Regions from separate parts of the Homo sapiens genome. Here region 1 is linked to region 2. Evidence: read pairs that join two places in POLR2A ChIA-PET (ENCODE). Cell type or tissue: A673. All regions are shown on one strand. Links, peaks and the distances in the headings refer to the core of each region. The heading gives the core; the rest is flanking DNA. Region 1 overlaps LINC00243 (long intergenic non-protein coding RNA 243). Region 2 holds the start of CDSN (corneodesmosin).

Region 1 (8,391 bases), core at 184-8,183, 310 kb before region 2:
AACAGTTGATGGAGCTGGGCGGTGGCTGCCCCACTCTGTTCACCAGTGCCCACTCCATGCCTCCTGGCCTCCTTAACACTGAGGGAAAGTGCCAATTGGCATTTATTATTTAGCTTGAGTAGTTATTTTTTCCTCTAGCAGACAAATTTTAGTTTCTACCTATATCTTTACTGAAAAAAGGGAAAACAGAGAACAAGAGCCAGGTCTTTCTTATCCCAAGCCTGCTACCTCATTTGCATTTTCTGCTTTGCCCCTGCAGGTGGCTGAATTTTCAACCTTCGCTATAGACAAAGGCTCAGGTCTCCCTTCCCAATTTCTCACCGTGCCTCACTTCTCTTTTACTCTCTCCATATATCCTCGTTTCTCTTTTTGTTCATATAAGGTTAATATTTAGGCCGGGCACAGTGGCTCACGCCTGTAATCCCAGCACTTTGGGAGGCCAAAGCGGGTGGATCACTTGAGGTCAGGAGTTCGAGACCAGCCTGGCCAACATGGTGAAACACCATCTCTACTAAAAATACAAAAATATTAGCCAGGCATGGTGGTGCATGCCTGTAATCCTAGCTACTTGGGAGGCTGAGGCAGCAGAATCACTTGAACCCGGGAGACAGGAGTTGCAGTGAGCCGAGATGGCATCACTGCACTCCAGCCTGGGTGACGGAGTGAGACTCCATCTCAAAAAAAAAAAAAAGTTAATATTTAATGCATTGATGTAAAGCTAACTTCAGGACCACTTTTGAAACTTTTTTTCAGACTGTTTTGAAATCTTCAATCTTCAGAAAAAGTCTGTGAAAAATCATTTTATTTTCGCACTAGTGTGTGTGTTTGTGTGTGTGTGCACGCACATAGATGAGAGTAGTTACTCTGTGAAGGATCTGTTACTTATCTTGCTATTTTTCTTGTTTGACTAACAGCCTATTTATATGGATAAGATCTGAGAATCGGTTACTAGGCCGTATGAAAGAGGAGTCTTCTTTAGGATCATTATCAGTACAGGCCTGGCATTCACCTAACCAGTAATAGAAACCTGAAAAACAGTGGCATAAAAAATTGAGAGTTTAATTTTTCTGCATTTAGAATAAATCTAGAGGTGAGAGCAGGGATCCTAATAGCATAGCAATATTGGCAAGAACCTAGTGTAATTAACCATGTTTTCTAGTTTCTATATTCTGATACTTCCACATCGTGGGGTCTTGCTGACCCTGGAGTGACTGCCTCTCCCAGGTTGAGCTAATTCCTAGAAGCAAAGAACTCGCCTGTCATATGTAGATCAACCAAGCTAGACCCCATCCTCCCAACCACCACCTTCATCAGGCTCTGCCACTCCTAGCTGCAATTCCCCTAGTCAGCCCAGGACCAGTACTAGAGAGCTAGGGACAGCCCCTATGCCCCAGAGGCTGCTGAAATTATTCAAACTAGCCGAGCCTGAACTTGCTTACCTGCCTGCACACTCCTGCCTGTGAAACCACAATAAAGGCTCTTGCCCACATTTTCCTTTCACTCCCACTGCCTCCTGACTGACTCAGGTGCTTCCCCATGGGGCACCCCTGCACGCCATGCCATGCCTCATGCATGTTTCTAGGGAACTGTGAGTAAATGTCTTCCTCCATGAAAGTGATTCCTGTGTCTGCACGTCTTGCCACACCTGATTAAAACAAACCCTGGCTACCTTTACAACCCCCAGGTCCATCCAGCCTTCTGAGCCACCACCCTGACTTGATCGAGCATCAGGAATCTCATTTCTGGGCGGGGTGCAGTGGCTCACGCCTATAATCCCTACACTTTGGGAAGCCAAGGCTGGCAGATCACTTGAGGTCAGGAGTTTGAGACTAGCCCGGCCAACATAGTGAAATCCTGTCTCTACTAAAAAAAAAAAAAAAAAAAAAAATAGCTGGGTGTAGTGGCATATTCCTGTAACTCCAGCTACTTGGGAGGCTGAGGCACGAAAATCACTTGAACCTGGAGGTGGAGGCTGCAGTGAGCCGAGAATGTGCCCCTGCACTCCAGCCTGGGTGACAGAGTGAGACTCTGTCTCAAAACAAACAAACAAACAAACAAAAATAAAAAGAATCTCATTTCTGGGTGGTGTGGTGGCTCACACCTATAATCCCAGCCCCTTGTGAGGTTAGGATAGGAAGATCACTTGAGGCCAGGAGCTTGAGACCAGCCTGGGGAATGTAGCAAGACTCCGTCTCTACAAAAATAAAAAATAAAAAAAAAATTAGCCAGATGTAGTGGTATACACCTGTAGTCCCAGCTACTCAGGAGGCTGTGGCAGGAGGATCACTTGAGCCCAGGTGTTTGAGGTTACAGTGAGCTATGATCGCACCACTGCACTCTAGTGTGGGCAACAGAAGGAGATGGAGTGAGAGTGTCCCTAAAGATAATAAGAATCTCATTTCTTAATTTATTTTCCTTAACACTTACCATATTCTGAAATACTATATATTTGTTTGCTTATAATTTGTTTCCTCTCACTAGACTGTAAGCTCCTTGAAGCCAGAGATTTTTATCTGTTTTCTTTATGGTAAGTTCCTAGAACTGAAAACAGGGCCTGGCATGTATTTACTGAAAAAGTGATTAAGTGCTCTCCAGTTGATGGCTGGAGTTCAGACCATCATGGTTTTGTTTCAGGCTGGAGGAAGTGGGAGAGTAAAAGGCAAAGGGGGCCCATGCCAGTTGAGTCAGTCCTAGAAAAGAACTTTTCTGAAAGTCCCCTTTACATGACTTAGGCTAACATCTCATTGGCCAGCCCTATGCCACACCACCACTCCTACCTGCATGGCAGTTTGAGGCAAAAAAAAATTTAAAGCATAGAACTTTGCTAAACAAAATAAAATTGGGGTTCTGCTAGAAGAAGGAAGGGACAATGAACACTGGGTCTCTGCAAGGGGGCTGTTGGCTGCACTCCAAATGCCCGCAGCATTATACACGAATCATACATGGAGCTCTTTTTTTTTTTTTTTTTGAGGTGGAGTCTTACTCTGTTGCCCAAGTTGGAGTGCAGTGGTGTGATCTCGGCTCACTGCAAGCTCCACCTCCTGGATTCACACCATTCTCCTGCCTCAGCCTCCCGAGTAGCTGGGACTACAGGCGCCCACCACCCCCGGCTAATTTTTGTATTTTTAGTAGAGACGGGGTTTCACCATGTTAGCTAGGATGGTCTCGATCTCATGACCTTGTGATCCGCCCGCCTCGGCCTCCCAAAGTGCTGGGACCGCAGGCGTGAGCCACCGCGCCCAGCCCTACATGGAGCTCTTTACCCTGGCCTGTGCTTTCCTCTCTATTTACTTTTTTTTTTTTTTTCTTTCCTGAGAGGGAGTCTTGCTCTGTCGCCCAGGCTGGAGTGCAGTGGTGTGATCTTGGCTCACTGCAACCCCTGTCTCCTGGGTTCAAGCGATTCTCCTGCCTCAGCCTCCCATGTAGCTGGGATTGCAGGTGCCTGCCACCACACCCAGCTAATTTTTGTATTTTTAGTAGAGAACAGGGTTTCATCATGTTGGCCAGGCTGGTCTCAAACTCTCTACCTCAAGTGATCTGCTCGTCTTGGCCTCCCAAAGTGCTAGAATTACAGGCGTGAAGCCACCACGCCCGGTTTCCTCTCTATTTACTCTTGTGAGTAACATCAGCTTCTTTGAACTTCACCAAACTTAATTCCTTAATTCCATACTAACTGTTTATTTGTTGAGTTTCCAAGATGCAATTGCATATAATTCCAGGAACTGTGAGTAGTAAGAACCCCCTTATCAGCTGTCCTATTTTTAGATATCATGATTCCTACTGAAACATTCAGTGGCTTAAGCTCTGCCCAGCATGTTCTTGACCCTGTGTGCCTGTGGGGTGTGTGTGTGTGGTGTGTGTGTGTGTGTGTATGTGCACACAGTCATGTGCACTCTCACATCACATAAGGGGAAGATAAAGGGAGACTCTCCGTGGCTCTTCCTCCTTTTTTCCAAGGCTGATGTTGGCCCTTTCTGAAAATGCTTTAATGTGTAGAAAGCAGCCCACAGATAGGCACTCCCTGTGATAAAGCAGTCACAGCCAGAGCAGGGTCCCTCCCACCTCAGCCTCCTAAGTAGCTGAGACTACAGGTGTACCACCACGCTTAGGTAAGTTTAAAAAAAAAAGTTTTGTAGAGATGGGGGTCTTACTATGTTGCCCAGGCCGATCTCAAACTCCTGGCCTCAAGTGATCCTCCCACCTTGGCCTCTCAAAGTGCTGGGATTACAGATACGAGCCACCACACCTAGCTGAGAATTTCTTTATGGCCATCTTCTGGACAAAAAGTCAAGGAGAGTTTAGAGTAATAATTCCAGTTTTTATGGCTTTTGCTTCGGGGAAAAAGGGTTCTAGTTTCTAGGACCTACCGTGGGGAAGAGGATTCTGGTTTCTATGACTCACTTCAGGGGAGAACGAGGGACGAGAGAGACAGGAGGGCAGGAGCAGGTCAGAGGGACCTTGGATCTGAGGCTGCTTCTGAGGCCTTCCAATGTCCTTTAGTTAAGTACTCATCGCCATACTTTGGGGTATTGTGTTCTGAACCCCAACAGAAACAACTCACTCTCTCGGCATCAGCCTTGTGCCTATACCCACAGGAGCAGGAGCACAAGCCATTGCAGGTGCGGGCTCCTCAGATGGAGCAACTCCAATGTCACCTGCTCCTCACCTGTACCCAGTGGACTTTTTTGGCAGCCTCCCCCATCTTCTCGTGTGGCTCCATATCTTTATATCTTCTGTGGCAGACGTAGCCTGCTGCCTCCCCAAACTCTATCGTCCTCTTCTCCTTCAACCATGGAAACTTGATTTTGTCTGTGGCATCCATGTGCCTCTTTGAAACACTCACCTCCTCAGACTGCCTTGAATCCAGGGGTGGCCACATGACTGGGTAATGAGTCACCGGTAGAAGTCGGCTTGATGGGGCTTTTAGGGAAACAACGGCTTTCCTGTTTTTGTTTTTCTTCTTCTTCTTTTTAAATTTTCTCCTGCTACCCCTCCCCTTGTTTGTTTTTAAGATGGATTTGTTCGGAACACATCTTTTGCTCTTTCCTTCTCCTTTCTGCCTGGAATGTAAATGTGATGTCTGAAGGCAGAGCAACCATCTTGCACATGTGACATAGAAAGGTAGATGTGAAGACATCTAGCAGGAGATTGCATCTCTGGTGATTGGAGCAGCTGTATCAGCTCTGGACTGCCTGCTCAAGTCTTCTTCATAACTGGGAAAAATAAACACCTATGAAGTTAGGCCATTGTATTGAGTTTTTGTTACTCAAGAACCAAACACAATATTTATTGAGATGGCATTTCACTCTTATTGCCCAGGCTTGTGTGTGGTGGCCTGACCTCAGCTCACTACAACCTCTACCCCCCATCCAGCCCTGCTCCAGGTTCAAGCGATTCTCCTGCCTCAGCCTCCTGAGTAGCTGAGATTACAGGCGCCCACCACATCTGGCTAATTTTTTTGTATTTTTAGTGGAGACGGGGTTTCACAATGTTGGCTAGGCTGGTCTTGAACTCCTGACCTCAGGTGATCCACCCTCCTCAGCCTCTCAAAGTGCTGGAATTACAAAGGTGAGCCACGGCACCCGGCCTTTTTTTTTTTTTGAGACAGTCTCGCTCTGTTGCCAGGCTGGGATGCAGTGTGGTGTGATCTTAGCTTGTGTCCGGAATTGGTGGGTTCTTGGTCTCACTGACTTCAAGAATGAAGCCACGGACCCTCACGGTGAGTGTTATAGCTCTTAAGGTGGCATGTCTGGAGTTTGTTCTTTCTGATGTTCAGATGTGTTCGGAGTTTCTTCCTTCTGGTGGGTTTGTGGTCTTACTGGCTTCAGGAATGAAGCTGCAGACCTTTGCAGTGAGTGTTACAGCTCACAAAAGCAATGTAGACTCAAAGACTGAGCAGTAGCAAGATTTATTGCAAAGAGCAAAAGAACAAAGCTTACACACTGTGGAAGGGGACCGGAGCAAGTTGCCACTGTTGGCTGGGGCAGCCTGCTTTTATTCTCTTATCTGGCCACACCCACATCCTGCTGATTGGTAGAGCCGAGTGGCCTGTTTTGACAGGGTGCTGATTGGTGCGTTTACAATCCCTGAGCTACATACAAAGGTTCTCCACGTCCCCATCAGATTAGTTAGATACAGAGTATGGACACACGGGTTCTCCAAGGCCCCACCAGAGCAGCTAGATACAGAGTGTCGATTGGTGCACTCACAAACCCTGAGCTAGACACAGGGTGCTGATTGGCGTGTTTACAAACCTTGAGTTAGATACAGAGTGCCGATTGGTGTATTTACAATCCCTGAGCTAAATGTAAAGGTTCTCCAAGGCCCCACCAGAGCAGCTAGATACAGAGTGTCGATTGGTGCACTCACAAACCCTGAGCTAGACACAGGGTGCTGATTGGCGTGTTTACAAACCTTGAGTTAGATACAGAGTGCCGATTGGTGTATTTACAATCCCTGAGCTAGACATAAAGGTTCTCCAAGGGCCCACTAGAGCAGCTAGGTAGAGTGTCAATTGGGGCACTCACAAACCCTGAGCTAGACACAGGGTGCTGATTGGTGTGTTTACAAACCTTGAGCTAGATACAGAGTGCCGATTGGTGTATTTACAATCCCTGAGCTAGACATAAAGACTCTCCACGTCCCCACCAGACTCAGGAGCCCAGCTGGCTTCACCCAGTGGATCCAGCACCGGGGCTGCAGGTGGAGCTGCCTGCCAGTCCTGGGCCATGCGCTCACACTCCTTAGCCCTTGGGCGGTCGATGGGACTGGGGGCCCTGGAGCAGGGGGCGGCGCTCGTCGGGGAGGCTTGGGCCGCACAGGAGCCCACGGAGGGGGTGGGAGGCTCAGGCATGGCGGGCTGCAGGTCCCGAGCCCTGCCCCGTGCGAAGGCAGCTAAGGCCTGGCGAGAAATCGAGCGCACCGCCGGTGGGCCGGCACTGCTGGGGGACCTAGTACACCCTCCGCAGCCGCTGGCCCGGGTGCTAAGCCCCTCACTGCCTGGGGCTGGCAGGGCCGGCCGGCTGCTCCGAGTGCGGGGCCCGCCAAGCCCACGCCCACCCGGAACTCCAGCTGGCCCGCAAGCACTGCACGCAGCCCCGGTTCCGCTCGCGCCTCTCCCTCCACACCTCCCTGCAAGCTGAGGGAGCCGGCTCTGGCCTTGGCCAGCCCAGAAAGGGGCTCCCATAGTGCAGCGGTGGGCTGAAGGGCTCCTCAAATGCCGCCAAAGTGGGAGCCCAGGCAGAGGAGGCGCCCAGAGCGAGTGAGAGCTGTGAGGACTGCTAGCAGGCTGTCACCTCTCAAGCTCACTGCAACCTCTGCCTCCCAGGTTCAAGTGATTCTCCTGCCTCAGCCTCCTGAGTAGGTAGGATTACAGGCGTGTGCCACCACACCCGGCTAATTTTTGTACTTTTAGTGGAGACAGGGTTTCACCATGTTCGCCAGGCTGGTCTCAAACTCCTGACTTCAGGTGATTCACCCACCTTGGCCTCCCAAAATGCTGGGATTACAGGCATCAGCCACTGCTCCTGGCCTCTGTGTAGTTTTGTTTGGAGCTGCAGTAAATAGTGTCTAATCTTTTCCTTCCTTACAGGCTATTTCTCCATATTGCTTCCCAGATACAAAATTCATAAATGTATACAAGCCATACCCATGTTACCCACTCCCTCAGGCCCTGCCAAGGCCTTGAGAAACTAGACTCAGACTGTGTCTCCATGTAGGGGGATTGCACATAGCATCTTTGAACTTCAGTTTCTCTTTCTGTAAAATGGGGAATTTTGACTACTTAGCATGCGTCATGTGTTAAAACCCTAACCTCGTTAGCAATTATAACCACTATCAGTATCCCATACTCTGGTTTTTTTAGGGCTTTCCCAAGGCAAATGGGAAGATTTGCTGCCAAGCTCACTTCGGGAGGTCACCAGGCCCAGAACATTCTTGTCCTCACAAATTTTCACTTCCTTCATTTAAGAACAAGGACTAGAGTGTTCTCACTTAATTACAACTGGGATAGGTGGGAGGGAGTTACCCATGTGGGCAACATTAGGGAAACTTTTTCTTTGAGACAGGGTCTTGCTCTGTTGCCCAGGCTGGAGTACAGTGGTGTGATCATGGCTCACTGCAGCCTCGACTTCCTGGGCTCAAGCAATCCTCCTGTCTTAGCCTCCTAAGTTCTGACAGCCCTTAGGGACTACAGGCGCACACCACCACACCCCATTCATTTTTGCATTTCTTGTGGAGATGCGTTTTTTCCATGTTTCTCAGGCTGGTCTTGAATTCCTGGGCTCAAGAGATCCTTAGGGAAACATTCTACCAAACCAGAAGTGATGGATCAACTCCCAGCAAGCCTTTAGTGGGCATTGTTCTTTTCAGGGAGCTGGATAGAAGAGGGGT
Region 2 (8,252 bases), core at 253-8,252:
GCCCAGGCTGGGGTCAGGAATGGAAACCCTATTTCCTATCTCAGCACTGGCCATGCCAGTAAAGCTGGGTGGGGGCCAGGATGTGGGGTCACTACCTGTTGCTTCAGAACCTGCTGGTACCAGTGTGTCAGGACACCGCACCCTGAGCCAGCCCTGCTCTCGCTGGCCCAGCCCAGGGAACCAGGACGAAACCCCACGAACCTCCGAGGCTCCTGGCCACAATCAGCTTCCCTCTCTGAGCACACCTGCCTCTGTCCAGCCCCTCATCTGACTTCTGCTGCCTTGACTTCCCTCAGGGATGTGGAGCCACATCTTTCCTTATCTTTCCTTTCCTTTGCTCAAAACCCCAGGCCCAACTTACCCCGTGGTTCCTCCATGACTCTTTCACCTGCGTTCCTTCTGCCTTCCCTAGCCCCTCCAGGTCCCACGTGTTACAAACAGAGCCACATACTAGCAAGTTACTGAACCTCTCTGAGCTTTAGTTTATACATTCAGAGGGGCCAAATTTTCCCTGCCTTCCCACAGCATTACTATGAAGAAAACTAAATGAGATCATCCACCTGGAAGTTTTTTCTTCTTCTTCTTTTTTTTTTTTTTTTTTGTGAGATGGAGTTTCTTGTTGCCCAGGCTAAAGTGCAATAACACGGTCTCAGCTCACTGTAACCTCTGCCTCCTTGGTGCAAGCGATTCTCCTGCCTCAGCCTCCCAAGTAGCTGGGACCACAGGTGCCCGCCACCACACCCAGCTAATTTTTTGTATTTTTAGTAGAGAGGGGGTTTCACCATCTTGGCCAGGCTGGTCTTGAACTCCTAACCTCAGGCGATTCACCTGCCTTGGCCTCCTGAAATGTTGGGATTACAGGCACAAGCTATCATGTGCGGCCAGATGTTTTAGAAAGTGTAAAGCATTATATATTATGAATTATTACTGCCACTCATCCTGATCCCTCCACCAACAACCAGACTGCCATCCTCTGTGATGTCCCTGTTCTCTCCTCAGAAAGAAATTCTCTGCATGCACCTCCACGCCGAACCCCAGCTGTGCCAATTCCCTTCAGTCCTCTGCACGAATCCACCATGCATTGCCTCTCTCTTTCGCTATTCCCTCAGACACCAACCACCCACTAGACCATGGGAAGGTCGCAGAAATTCCTCAAGGGCTATAAGTACCCGGTGGTCAACAACACAGGTCCAGGGGTTGCCCGGCCTGGGGTTGAAATCTTGGCTTTGCTGCCTTCTAATGCATGATCTTGAGCTACTTTCCTAACTTCTCTGAGCCTCAGTGTCCTCATCTGTAGAGTGGAAATAGCAAATCTCCTTTCATACCGTTCTTGTAATGATCAAAAGTGCTAATATAGGCCGGGTGTGGTGGCTCATGCCTGTAATCCCAGCACCTTGGGAGGCTGAGGCGAGCGGATCACTTGAGTCAGGAGTTCAAGACCAGCTTGACCAAAATGGTGAAACCCTGTTTCTACTAAAAATACAAAAAAAAGAAAATTAGCCAGGTGTGGTGATGGGCACCTGTAGTCCCAGCTACTCTAGAGGCTGAGGCATGAGAGTCGCTTGAACCTGAGAGGTGGAAGTTGCAGTGAGCCGAGATTACGCCACTGCACTCCAGCCTTGGAGACAGAGTGGGACTCCATCTCACAAAAAAAAATAAAAATAAAAGTTCTAATATATAATCCAAATGTGCTTAAAACAGAGTCTAGCATATAAAAAGGCTCTAAAAATGATATTATTACTATTAAATGTCCAATCATTATCTTGTAGTGCTCCCATAATAAAAATCACCACCACCATTTATATAAACCTCTAGAATTTCCAAAGTACATATCACATACATTATTTAATTTGAGACACACAGACTAGAGTTAGGTGTCATTAACCCCACTTCAGAGTTTCAGAAACTGGGGCTCAGGAAGTTTAAGAAACTTACCTGAGGCGACCATACAGTGAGGAGCAACCCCCAGACTCAAAAGGCAGATTCCAGAGCCCCTGCCTGTCCCCTTCGCTGGGTCCTCTCCCGGAGTCTCCCTCCCGCCTCCCTCCTGTTCCCAGGGCCCCCAGCCTCCTACCTGGCAGGAGGAGACCAGCCAGCAGCAGTGCCATCATCCCGTGCCCACCCACACGCCCCATCCAGGGTGCCCGAGACGAGCCCATCTCGGACTGCACGGCCTCCTGACTGATGGCAGCTCAAGGACACCCGGGTCCTTTATGCCAGAGCTGGACATTCCCTGGGCAGGAGTCACTGTGGGGAGAGGAGGAGAGGTGGAGGGGGTGGGTGCCCCAGGGGAAGTTGGTGTGGCCGGGAGGAGCGTGGTAATCAGCCCGGTGCATCTGCCTACTCAGCAGCAGCAGTGGCTGCAGTGTGGGGTACCCATGGCCACGGGGCTCTAACGATCCTGCCACCTGACAGGCCTGGCCCCGGCTCCTCATTGCCTAACCCGGAACCAGGCGCTCTGCCCCACGGCCACCCACTCTGGGGCGGCCACTCTTGCCACGGGACCCAGCTGCCTGGCTCCTTAACTCTCCTGCCTACCGTAGCTTGGCCTGTCTCTCCATCTGCCCTCCACTCGCAGTCGTGGGTGTTTCAGCTTTTTCTTCCACACTTGGGTGCCCGCTCCAGCCCCACCCACCCAACCCCAATGAGGTCCCATTCACAGCCCCTGATCTGCTCCTTCCTTAGGACCCCATCACTCCACCTCCACTTTCCTCCTTCAAATATGAGTTCTGCCCCCATCCCCCAGGCTCCCCCTCCCACCACTCCCCAAGTACCAGGCCAGCCACATACCTATTACGTGTTCCATCACCTGGGGAACTTTCTCCTTCTCAGAAATGGGGCACCACATTCCCAAAACCAACTCCCTGACCTGTCGCTTCTGGGGGCCTCTGGGGACGGCATGGTGGCGGGGGTGGGGGGGTGCTGGGAGCCAGGGCTCAGCCAGGGGAGGGGCCTGGGCTGATGACCTCTGTCAAAGCTGGGCCTTGGTTACTCACAGGGCACTCACAGCCCCTCCCCATGGCTGGTAACCCAGACCTCAAGGGTGAGCAAGAGGCTAAGAAGGCTAATTGGGAAGGTGGTGGCCCCATAGCCCATCTGCTGGCCCTGGGCTGGATGAGCGAGCAGGAAGCAGCAGCCAGCTCTGGGCAGGTCGAGGAGGGCCAGGCAGGCTCCCGGGTCCTCAAAGGATGAAAGGAGGCCAGGAGAACCGGAGCCCTGCCATCTGCTGAGAGGGTGGTGGCTTCTCCTCCATTGCGTTGGCCTCCCTCCTGCTCTGGCCCCTGCCCCGCCCCAGCCAATTAATTGCTCACTAGTATTGCGGGAGTATCAGTATCGGAGGGAGGTGCCTGGGAGTCCAGCAAGCTGCCCTCTCCTCCCCCAGGCCTCAGACACCCCTGCTCCCCTCACCCAAACTCACTTCCCAAACCTCATCTCCTCACAAAGGCAGCTCTGTCCCTGGGCCCCTTGGCCTGGTCTCTCCCATTCCCTCTACCTCCTGACCGCCCTTTAAGTTCAGACCAGCAGGAGGATGGAAATGTTTCCTGTCTGTGCTGTCCGATACGGTAGCCACTGGCCACATGGAGCAAGTTTAACCACCAAAGATTTGGAGCTTTAATTTTAATTAATTGTAATGATGTGGTTGGCCACGTGCAGCTAGTGGCTGCCATCTAGTCTTGCTCTTGACTTGCTAGTGACACTCAGAATGGGAGTGGGAGGAAAGAGGGGCTGAGGGAGCTGTGGAGAGAGGAAGGGATAGGACAGGGTCCCCTGAAGGGGGCTAATGCCTTGGGAAAAACAAACAAACAAAAAACACTGGCTTCAGAATGAAGATGACGTGGGTTCAAGTCCCAGCTAACCTCTTGGCTTTGGGCGGCTCTTCAAACCTTTCTGAACTTCCATCTCCTCATCTGTGAAATGGGGGTATTTTAAATAACACTTATTTCACAAGGTTTTTGTGAACATCAAATGGGAAATTATCAAAAAGGTTAAATGGGACAAGGGGTGCAGTCCCCCAGTAGGAAGCCCAGCAAATGGAGCCCTGCAGGTGCTCCTGTCTTCATCCTTCCACTGGGGGAGACAAATAGGCCAGCTTCACCCCCACAGCCCCAGGCTCCCTTTCCTGAGTCTCCAGCCCAGCCAATGCTAGCAGAGTGTCTTCTGCTCCCTTCCTGCCTTGTATAGAGGTGCAGGCACAAATGTGAGACAGAGATACCATTTAAAGTGATGCTGCTCGGCTGGGCACGGTGGCTCACGCTTGTAATCCCAGCACTATGGGAGGCCGATGCGGGCGGATCACTTGAGGCCAGGAGTTCGAGATCAGCCTGGCCAACATGGCGAAACCCCGTCTCTACCAAAAATACAAAAAAAATTAGCCAGGCGTGGTGGTGGGCGCCTGTAATCCCTGCTACTCGGGAGGCTGAGGCAGGAGAATCACTTGAACCCTGGAGGCAGAGGTTGCAGTGAGCCAAGATTGCACCATTGCACTCCAGCCTGGGTGACAAAAGGGAAACTCCGTCTCAAAAAATAAAGTGATGCTGCTCTTTCCGAACATCATTTCCTCCTGTGGGCCTCCCTAGACTCTCAGGCTTGGCTCCCTGGAGGACCTGGGCAAGGAGGGAGGGGGCACTGGGGTAATGAGGGGAGTGGCAGAGGGCAGGGAGGAGTGGACTAGAAGGTGCTGGGCCGTCCCAGGGTGTGAGGGGAGAAGGCAGCGGAACAGTGGAATCTGTGGCTTCTTCTTTTCCAACACAAACTTCCCCTGACCAGCCAGAGGTAGCAAAGTTTGTCTTGTTTTCTTTGTCACATTCCTCCTGGCTGCCGTCAGAACTTGGCCAAGACAGCCAGGCTGGAGGAGGCACAGTCTCTCCTGGCCTCCTGCCAGGTCTCCAGCCGCCCACGTGGACTGGCGGTGCAGCCACGTCCCTCCTCCTGGCTACTCTCTCCTGTCCACTCCTGTCCACCCCATCCTGCCACCCTGGGCTGCCCAGTTCCTCTACTGTCCTGCCCACCTGTGGGCCCTTGAGCTCTAATCCGCCGTGCTTTTGGTTTTTTACTGAAACCCTGCCTTCTGTGCTAGATTTTACTCTGGTGCTCACCATTAATCTTTCTCTCAGTGCAGGTGGTGGAGACCTAAAGCTAATGGGGCTTAGGAGGGAAGAAAAGGGCATCAGCTGAGTGCCCACACAGGCCAGGGTCACCTTCAGTGAAGCTGCCAGTTTGGTGACGTCCACAGTAGTGCAGGCAGCTCTGCTGTGTTCTACAGCAACAGATTCTGGCCCTGCCCCTGCCCGTGCCCGTGCATTGGACCGGGTGAGAAAGTGTGGGTGGCGTAGACACTCTACACCCGAGAAAATCAAGCTCAAAGCACATGCCTTCCATAGGCAAAAGGTGGGGCTCCCAGCCATGTATCATGAAGCAGGCAGGTCACTGTCCCCTCTGGTCCCCTCCACCCCTCCAGCAGCCCTGTGCTGCTGTGTTTGCTGTGCCAGCCTTGGCCCCCAGTGCACGCTCCTCTGCTGTGTTTTGGAAGTTGCACTGAGAAAGAAGAGAAATTGTTCCTTGCCCTGAGGAGCTGCCATCCAGCTGGGGACACACAGCGTAAGACAGCAGCCTAGAGTGGAGAAGCGGGTAGGCACTTGGCTTCAGGGAGGTGGCAGGACTTTCCCCGGGCCTTGAGGAATGATGAGAGAAGCACAGAGCAGGCAGCCAGACGTGGGGCCTTGTGGTGCTTCAGGTGTATTTAGAACCAGCGGATGGCGTGGGTTGGTGTGGGACATGCATGTGGAGGACAGTGGTGTGGGAGAAGGGACAGGCTGCTTGGATCAGGATTGTAGATGACCTACAACACCAGGTTAAAAGAATTTGGATTCTATAGGAATTGCAGTAAATGTGAGAGGGTGCAGGGAACCAAACGGCTTTGAATGATCACAAAGGGGGCTGAAGCATGGCGTGCTATAGTCCCAGCTACCCAGGAGGTGGAGGTGGGAGGAATCCGAGGCCAGCTGGGGCAAGTTGAGGGACTCCATAAAGAGGAGGCTTGGGGCACGAGATCCACCATGTACTGACTGCCTGCTGCAGGCGGACACGGTGCCTGGGTATTTAACATGAGTTGTCTTGTTCAATCTTCACAACAGCCCTACAGGGTAAGTGCTTTTTCCCCCTGTTTCACAGATGAGAAAACTAAGTTGAAATTATTTGTCCAAACCAGCTGCTAACAAGCAAAAATGTTTGAAAAAGATTCAAACCCAGGCCTGTTGGACTTCCAGGCCCACATAGATCCTATTACTCTGCAGCTGACACCATGCTATAAATGAATGGCAGAGGTTCATGGACAGGCTTAAGAGGCTCCCTAAACCCTGTAAGGATGTGTGCAAAATTCCTTATGTATATGAATATTTCTAGAGAGAAGATTTCTGCTGTCAAAGCTGGCCAGGTATGGTGGCTCACGCCTGTAATCCCAGCACTCTGGGAGGCCAAGGCAGGTGGATCACTTGAGCTCAGGAATTTGAAACCAGCCTGGCCAACATGGCAAAACCATCTCTACTAAAAATACAAAAATTAGCCGGGTGCGGGGGCAGGCACCTGTAATCCCAGCTACTCAGGAGGCTGAGGCAGGAGAATCATTTGAACCGGCGAGGCGGAGGCTGCAGTGAGCCGATTTCATGCCACTGCACTCCAGCCTGGGTGACAGAGTGAGACTCCGTCTCAAAAAAAAAAAGTGAAGAATTCTTAAGTGAAGGTTACTGGCTCATGAGGTCCCTCCTCCACAGCTTTCCTCCTCTGGGGGCCTGAGAGTCAGGACAGAAGTTCTAGCACAAGTGTTTCACATAGGGGTCCTTGGTAGACCAGGGCTTAGGCTTGGAAGAAGGAAAATGGAGTGAGCACGAGGAAGAGAAAAAGCCTGGAAAAGCAGCTTATTTTGTGCTGAGGAGAGAAGGAAAGGGGCCACCCAGAGCTGCTCTGGGGCTCCAGGGCCTGTGGGCTCCTCCCCTCCTTTGTTCCTCTCTGCTTGGCTCCAGCGAGAGGCCGTTTCCTCTCCTCTCTCTTTCTCCATGACACCCACGCTTCCCTGTGGACTCACCTCTGCAGCCACAACAACACCCTCCTCTCCTTGGCGTGGAAGCCAGCGCTCCTGGCCCACTCCCAGTAGGGGATGTCCTCTGAGTTGTTTTTCCTGTGCGGGGAGGGGTGGACTGAGTCATCCACACTCTTCACCTGGTTCCTCTGGTGACCAAGAACATAGAAGGAGAGGGCACATCCCCAATCAGGTGTTCCGAACATCTCTGCGAAGACTGACCCTCCTCAGCCCAGGTGCTCCTATGGGACTGGCTACACTTCTTGACTCAGTTTTAATCTCTCCTTCTCTGCCTTCCTGTTGGGAATACCCCCTCACTTCTGTGGCTTCTTTCCTGTAGTAGACGATCAAGGGTGGAATCTACAGTCCGTGAGCCCTGACTTCTTGCCTTCGTCTCAAATAGACTCTGCAGCCAGCCATCTATGCAGCGCCCCAGTGGCTTTGAAATGCAACAGAAACCATCACCCCCGGACCGTGGGCTCCATGCCAGTGGGCAAAGCACAGGTGCGTTCACTGAGTTCCCAGCACATAGCTGTGGCAGGCACTTGGTGATATTTTGAAATAAAAGAATGGAAGAATGTGTCCAGGCTGTGCTTCCCCTTTCTACCTTACTCAGGGACATGGTGCCCTCCTCTCTGGTTTCCTGCCCTGTGCCCACCCCCCACCCCCTGCAAGCACAGCTCTTATGTGCAAAGCCCCTGTAGGTGCTGGAGGGATTCACTGATGGCCTTGGCGGAGGTGGCAGTGGGCATGTGCACTTGGCTCTGACACAGCCACTCATGCAACACCCTGTGCAATCTCGGCCTGGGCCTGTGTGTCCTGCCCTCATTCCTCACGGGTGACTGTCTCCCCTGAGCCACTCTTCTCTCTATTGGATTAGCTCCTTTTATTTCCCCCTAGGGATGCAACACATTTTTATGAACAAACAGCAGTGTTCACATGGCTGTGATGAGGACGTACTGGGGTTTCCCCTGGACATGGCATTCATCTGATGCCAGTGGTGGGCAGGACCGTGCTGTATACTTTAAAAAAACCCTAGGGGGTTCTGTTAGGTGCCCCCACTGCAGCATAACGAGTTGCCCCTAGCTGAGAAGCCCTGTCCTGGGGCCTGTCCACACCATCCTCTTCCTGAGATTATTCCTGGTGTGGGCGGTGCTCGGCTCTACCTTTCCTTCCT

The links. Peaks named below come from ENCODE experiments on the same cell type or tissue, not always from the same donor. Only the 100,000 strongest peaks of a DNase experiment are listed, where the experiment ranks them.
Region 1: POLR2A ChIA-PET joins it to region 2 with 11 read pairs; 3 of 35 experiments call an interaction of 5 or more read pairs at or near these places.

The regions. Positions count from the first base shown.
Region 1 is chr6:30,809,560-30,817,950 of GRCh38, forward strand. It overlaps LINC00243 (long intergenic non-protein coding RNA 243), which reads right to left. Exons shown (of 2, transcript NR_130726.1): 2 at 3,307-5,213. Among named protein-coding and RNA genes, the nearest start is that of LINC00243, 17 kb to the right of the region's middle. RefSeq lists an enhancer at 4,733-5,027. In A673, for the core only: no CTCF peak of the experiment used is centred there; a DNase peak (open chromatin) is centred at 4,892.
Region 2 is chr6:31,118,261-31,126,512 of GRCh38, forward strand. It overlaps PSORS1C1 (psoriasis susceptibility 1 candidate 1), which reads left to right. Exons shown (of 6, transcript NM_014068.3): 2 at 7,416-7,579. CDSN (corneodesmosin) reads right to left here and starts at 2,186. Exons shown (of 2, transcript NM_001264.5): 1 at 2,075-2,186. The coding sequence starts at 2,159. RefSeq lists enhancers at 7,131-7,731, 7,732-8,252. In A673, for the core only: no CTCF peak of the experiment used is centred there; a DNase peak (open chromatin) is centred at 7,961.